Linked DNA regions of Homo sapiens: region 1 is linked to region 2. Evidence: chromatin loops called from intact Hi-C (ENCODE). Cell type or tissue: B cell. All regions are shown on one strand. Links, peaks and the distances in the headings refer to the core of each region. The heading gives the core; the rest is flanking DNA. Region 1 overlaps LSM14A (LSM14A mRNA processing body assembly factor). Region 2 overlaps GARRE1 (granule associated Rac and RHOG effector 1).

The links. Peaks named below come from ENCODE experiments on the same cell type or tissue, not always from the same donor. Only the 100,000 strongest peaks of a DNase experiment are listed, where the experiment ranks them.
Region 1: it touches region 2 in a loop (7-fold over the local background); 37 of 110 quality-filtered maps call a loop at or near these places.

The regions. Positions count from the first base shown.
Region 1 is chr19:34,219,169-34,222,087 of GRCh38, reverse strand. It overlaps LSM14A (LSM14A mRNA processing body assembly factor), which reads right to left. Exons shown (of 10, transcript NM_015578.4): 7 at 2,515-2,697; 8 at 2,211-2,382; 9 at 350-581. Among named protein-coding and RNA genes, the nearest start is that of GARRE1, 34 kb to the left of the region's middle. In B cell, for the core only: CTCF peaks have their summits at 1,217 and 1,418 (motif pointing right); a DNase peak (open chromatin) is centred at 1,427; H3K27ac peaks cover 855 bases.
Region 2 is chr19:34,335,706-34,338,624 of GRCh38, reverse strand. The region is part of intron 8 of GARRE1 (granule associated Rac and RHOG effector 1); the gene reads right to left. Among named protein-coding and RNA genes, the nearest start is that of GPI, 28 kb to the left of the region's middle. In B cell, for the core only: CTCF peaks have their summits at 1,412 and 1,621 (motif pointing right); a DNase peak (open chromatin) is centred at 1,614.

The DNA of each region.
Region 1 (2,919 bases), core at 323-2,822, 120 kb after region 2:
AATATTTAAAACAATGTCTTGTTACTTGGTAAATACTATATAAATGTTAACTGCTATTAAATGTTAAAGCTTGCCCTTCCATTCTGGGAGTATGTGCTTCCTAGATAGACTCTTTGGGTGTTAAAAGTATATTCTGTTAACATGAAATAAAGGTGATACTATACTGTCTTTTTTTGTATAATGTCTTTATATATACATCTGAATCACGTATATCCTCTACTGAAAAGTCAAAATGGAAGTTATTCTAATGTCCTCAAAACAATTCACCCAAAACAAAAACAAGTAAAAATGTTTTGAGTCTTGTAAAATGCATGTCAACCCCAAAGAATTTATTAACAGTAACACTTACCCTATATTCAAAATCCGCAAACTCCCGGCCCCCACGACCTCCTCTGAATCCACCGCGAAATCCTCGAGGGGCAGTGAAGGTACCACCTCTGCCACCACCACGCCCTCTGCCACCACGGAAACCAAGACCTCCTCTGCCTCTGTATCCCCCACGGCCACGGTTTGGACGAAGTGGGATTCCAAATGTTTCAGCATTTAATCTTCTTTCTTCAGCCCAGGTTGGTCTCCGTTCTCTATTATAAAAGCAAATAATCTTCAGCATATCAGGTTTAAAAGAATATCCCTCAGCCAAAATATGCAGTGCTACTCCCAAATTAAGCCTAAGTAATTACTAAAGCTAATTAGAAATAAGCATCTTGGCTAGGCGTGATGGCTCACGCCTGTAATCCCAGCACTTTGGGAGGCCGAGGGGGCGGATCGCCTGAAGTCAGGAGTTCGAGACTAGCCTGGCCAAAATGGTGAAACTCATTCTCTACCAAAAATACAAAAAATAGCTGGGCATGGTGGCAGGTGCCTGTAATCCCAGCTACTTGGGGGGTTGAGGCAGGAGAATCACCTGAACCTGGGAGGTGGAGGTTGCAGTGAGTCGAGATCGAGCCACTGCACTACAGTCTGGGTGACAAGAGCGAAACTCCATCTCAAAAAAAAAAAAAAAAAAGCATCTTATCTAAGTTATCACGAGTTGTTCATGGCATATGAGTTCAATATGTTCCTGTAATATTCTGTTAAACTTCATGTGAACACATGACTGACATTAGTTTCTTGCAAATACACCTGATAAACATAGTAACAGCTCCAAAATAATGGAAATTCAGATATAATGAGATTGGTAATTGACTTCGCTTTCCACTCAGCCCCAAGGGAAAAGAAGGTAAAGTCAGACAGGGAGGCCTTGTCTTGGGAAGCTAGGAGATGGAAGGTGGGCCCTTAGGTCCCCATTATGTTCCTGGCCCAATCTATGGACCCGATACCAAGTAACCCAAGAAGTATCTGAATTATTGCTGCTGTCATCCAGCCAATCGTGGGACTCAGAATTATGTCCATCCATGTTTATATTGAAGCAAACAACTGCCACCAGAGGGCACCAAACTTCAGCCAGGAAAAGGACAAGGACAATGACAATTTGGATTGGGCAGGAGAACCTCTAGAACTGTTAGTTCCTCACACTGGGTCCTTTAATTAACCTCTCAATAATTTGCCAATTTTCTGGACCCACATTTACTACAATCTGGCAGTTTTATGGTACCAGCAAACTTCAAAGTAGATTAGCACTTCGGTTCTGGCTTCATTTGAACTGTAACATACAGGGGTGAAAAAAAGGTCCTACTTAGACATTACCTAAATGCTTGTTTTAATTGCTAATATTCAAATATGAATATATCCTTAAACAAAAGTATATGGTTATTTCTTCTTTTGAATGAATAATTTAGAACTTTAGTATATATTTTCTTTTAGCAAATAAAACATTAAAAAATCAATTATGGCCAGGTGTGGTGGCTCACGCCTGTAATCCTAGTACTTTGGGAGGCTGATCTTGAGGCCAGGAGTTCACGATTAGCCTGGGCAACATAGCGAGACCCCCATCTCTACAAAAAAATGAAAAAAATTAGCCGGGTGGGGTGGTGTACAACTGTAGTCCCCTTTACTGAGGCTGAGATGGGAGGATTGCTTGAGGTCAGGAGCTTGAGACTACAGTGAGCTGTGACTGCACTGCTGCTCTCCAGCCTGAGTAACAGAGTAAGACTGTCTCAAAACAAAACAAAACAATTATGGTAGTATTCATTAAACCTCGTGAATTTACATGAAACCATTTTACACTTCAATCAATATCATAAGATAAAAGAACAGCTTAAAAACTGTACCTATTGTCATCACAAGAAATATTATCAAAGAAGGATTTAGTTTTGTCATAATAGCAATTAGGTCCAAGTGGATCTTCTTCATCGGCATTTCCTTCACTGTTTTGGGTATCAACTCCTGAGTCTCCTTTATCTTCACCATTTACAGGCTTCTCCTGTTTCTCAAGTTTATCTTCTAAGAACAAAAGCACATATCAGAAAAGTCAAGACAGCTAATCTGAATTACATAAAAACACCTAATCTGAGAAACATCTGTAATTCACAGATCAAATAAGATTATTTTCTGAAAAGAAAAATCAAAGCTTACCTTTTAATTTAAGTTTATTATGAAACTCTCTGTCAATCTCTTCCTTGTTGAATTGTGCATTTGCACTTTCAAAGTCAAAGTCTTTCTCAAATTTCATTGGCCCATCTCGCCGAATACCAAATCTTCCCCTGCCACCCCGATGACCCCCACGCCCTCTCCTTGGAGCTGAAGGAGCACCTGGAGCTATGATAATAAAGAATATATACAAAGGACATTCAATATGTAATAGCTGGTTTAGCACAGATGTTGCTATTGTGCTCTTTAGATTCAACAGTCAACAACAGAAATGCTTACAGGTCTCTCTATATATTTTATTGTATTTGTATTTTTTATACAAAATAAAAAATTAAGTTTCACTAATATTTAATATGTAGACTGAGAATAGCTCACACAAAATTTCTAAAC
Region 2 (2,919 bases), core at 94-2,593:
ATTTTGGTATGGCCAACTGCTTCTCATCATTTGGGTCTCCACCGTCCATTCAGGGTACCTACACCAAGAGCCCCCCAACCTTTTTTCGAGACAGAGTCCTACTCTATCCTCAAGGCTGGAGTGCAGTGGTGTGATCAAAGCTCACTGTTATCCTCGACCTCCTGGGCTCAAGCGATCTTCCCATGTCAGCCTCCTAAGTAGCTGGAACTACAGGCGTGTGCCACCGCACCTGGCTAATGTTTTAATTTTTTTGTAGAGATGGGGTCTCGCTATGTTGCCCAGGCTGGTCCTAAACTCCTGAGCTCAGGTGATCCTCCTGCCTCAGCCTCCCAAAGTGCTAGGATTACGGGTGTGAGCCACTTGGTCTGGCCAAGAGCCCTTTTCTGAGAGGGAAAACAGTCTGAGCAGCATAGGTCTACTAGGAAGATGATGTCTGCCAGATCCTGGGCACTCTGGAAGCTAAATGGTGAACTCAACACTTACAAAGTCACTCAAGGAGGTAGCAGTACTCCCTAACATGACTTTGACTTGGGAAGAAATATATCAGAGAATGAAATGAGAGCCGGCCAGGCTCAGAAGCCTGGAAAGGGTGAACAACAACGCAAGCTCTGCTAGTGCCCAGCTAGACCTTGGACTCCTCAGAGAGAATCTTGGCAGCTGAGCCTGCCCAAGGTTCAGTGCACCCAATTCTCTCCATCTGGAATCACTGATAATCAGGACACATTTGCTCTTGTTCCCAAGCCAAGTCTGGTTGTGACTTGGCTTGTCACATGTTTGCCCACTAGGAGAGCATTTGTTGGCCATGTAGAAAAGAGTACTACAGCTCCTGGTGATGATAATTAATCTTTCTGAAAAATCAACAATCAACAAACTGGCATTTTTATTTTATTCATCAGCCTTGAGCTGATCAATAAAATGCCCTTAAGTGGCTAAACCCATTCTGTTGACAAATCACCAAGACTTGCCTAAAACCCTCTACCTGTTCTTAGATAAAAACCCAATTCCTTCAAGGGCCCTGCAAGTCTTGACGTCTACAACTTCCCATCCTCATCACCACCTAGCACATCTCCTTCCATGCTGGGTCACTCCTGAGGCCTCTGCACTGGCATTCTTTCTGCCTGAAGTGTGTTCCCCATCGGCTCTCTGCATGACAGGCTCCTCTCAAATCCAATGTCACATCCTCAGACCCTCTTCCAGACTGACTCGTCTAAAAGTCTCCCCCGAATCTCTATCCTACTTATTCTCTATCATATAATGGCACTCTCCTCTCATTTCCATCATACGCCTGCCTGTGTCTGAACTCATCTCTTATACTTAACAGCTGTCTCCCCCTTCTCTATTCTCAAGTTGGTTTATGAGGGGCAGGGACCCTGTGTGTCTTGCTCATAATTAAATTCCCAGAGCCCAGAACAGTGTCTGGTACACAGTAAGTGTTCAGTAAATATTTGGTGAAACAAAGCATGGATGGATAGCAATATCCTTTTTCTCCAGGTGGAGTAAAGCAATCATTTCTGTTTGTGTTCTTCCCAACAAGCACATACAGTATTTTGTAATTTGAAAAAAAAAAAAAAAAACAGAACTAAAATTTTGCAAAATTACCAAAAGCACCCAGCAGAGGGCACCTCTACAAGAAATCACAGTCTACAAGGTGTTTTTTGCGGGGGTGCAATGAGTTACAAATGAAATCAACCCCACAGGGAGAGTTTTCAAAACAAACTCAAGTGTTAGCCATTTTTGCACTGACTGTTTATATTCACCCAACTATCCAAAAGTTCAAACTCTTCAAAATGAGAATTCTGATTAAGTTTTAACATTTTCCAATGACAGCCTGAATTGGAAAAATTTAAGAATTCAGGGTTGGGTGCAGTGGCTCACGCCTGTAATCCCAGCACTTTGGGAGGCCAAGATGGGTGGATTACCCGAGGTCAGGAGTTTGAGACCAGCCTGGCCAACATAGTGAAACCCATCTCTACTAAAAACACAAAAGTTATTAGCTGGGCATGCAGGCAGGTGCCTGTAATCCCAGCTACTCAGGAAGCTGAGGCAGGAAAATCATTTGAACCCAGGAGGTGGAGGTTGCAGTGAGCCGAGACAACACCATTGCACTCCAGTGTGGGCAACAAGAACGAAACTATCTCAAAAAAAAAAAAAAAAATTCAGGAACACATTTCAGCAGAACACTGACTACAAAAGAAAAAAAAAGAATTTAGTAACACAAAAATCTTACAGAAAGTGAGCCTCTGGTTTACTGTTTGATAGAAATGAAAATATGTGTATAAATTACCATTAATTTCAGGACACAGTATGCCACCCTACAATTAACTTAAAATTTTGGGCCAGGTACAGTAGCTCACGCCTGCAATCCCAGCACTTTGGGAGGCCAAGGCAGGGGGATCGCTTGAGCCCAGGAGTCCCAGACCATCCTGGCTAATATAGTGAGACTCCATCTCTACAAAAAACTTAAAAATTAGCCAGGCATGATGGCACATGCCTGTAGTCCCGCCTACTTGGGAGGCCAGGGTGGGATGATTGCTTGAGCCCAGGAGTTCAAGGCTACAGTAAGCCATGACCACACCACTGCACTGCAGTCTGGGGGACAGCATGAGATCTTGTCTCTACCAAAAAAAAAATAATAATAATAATTTAAAAAAATAAAAGAACTTTTTGGTGGCAGAGTACTTATAGAAGGGAGGTTTTAGGACACAAAGTGAACTGCCAACATTTACTTAAATATATTCATAGACTCTAAACACTTTTGACAGAATCTACTATTATACTCTTACATTTCAAGAACAAATGAGCCGGGCGCGGTGACTCACGCCTGTAAACCTAGCACTTTGGGAGGCCGAAGCAGGTGGATCACCTGAGGTCAGGAGTTCAAGACCAGCCTGGCCAACATGGCAAAACCCTGTCTCTACT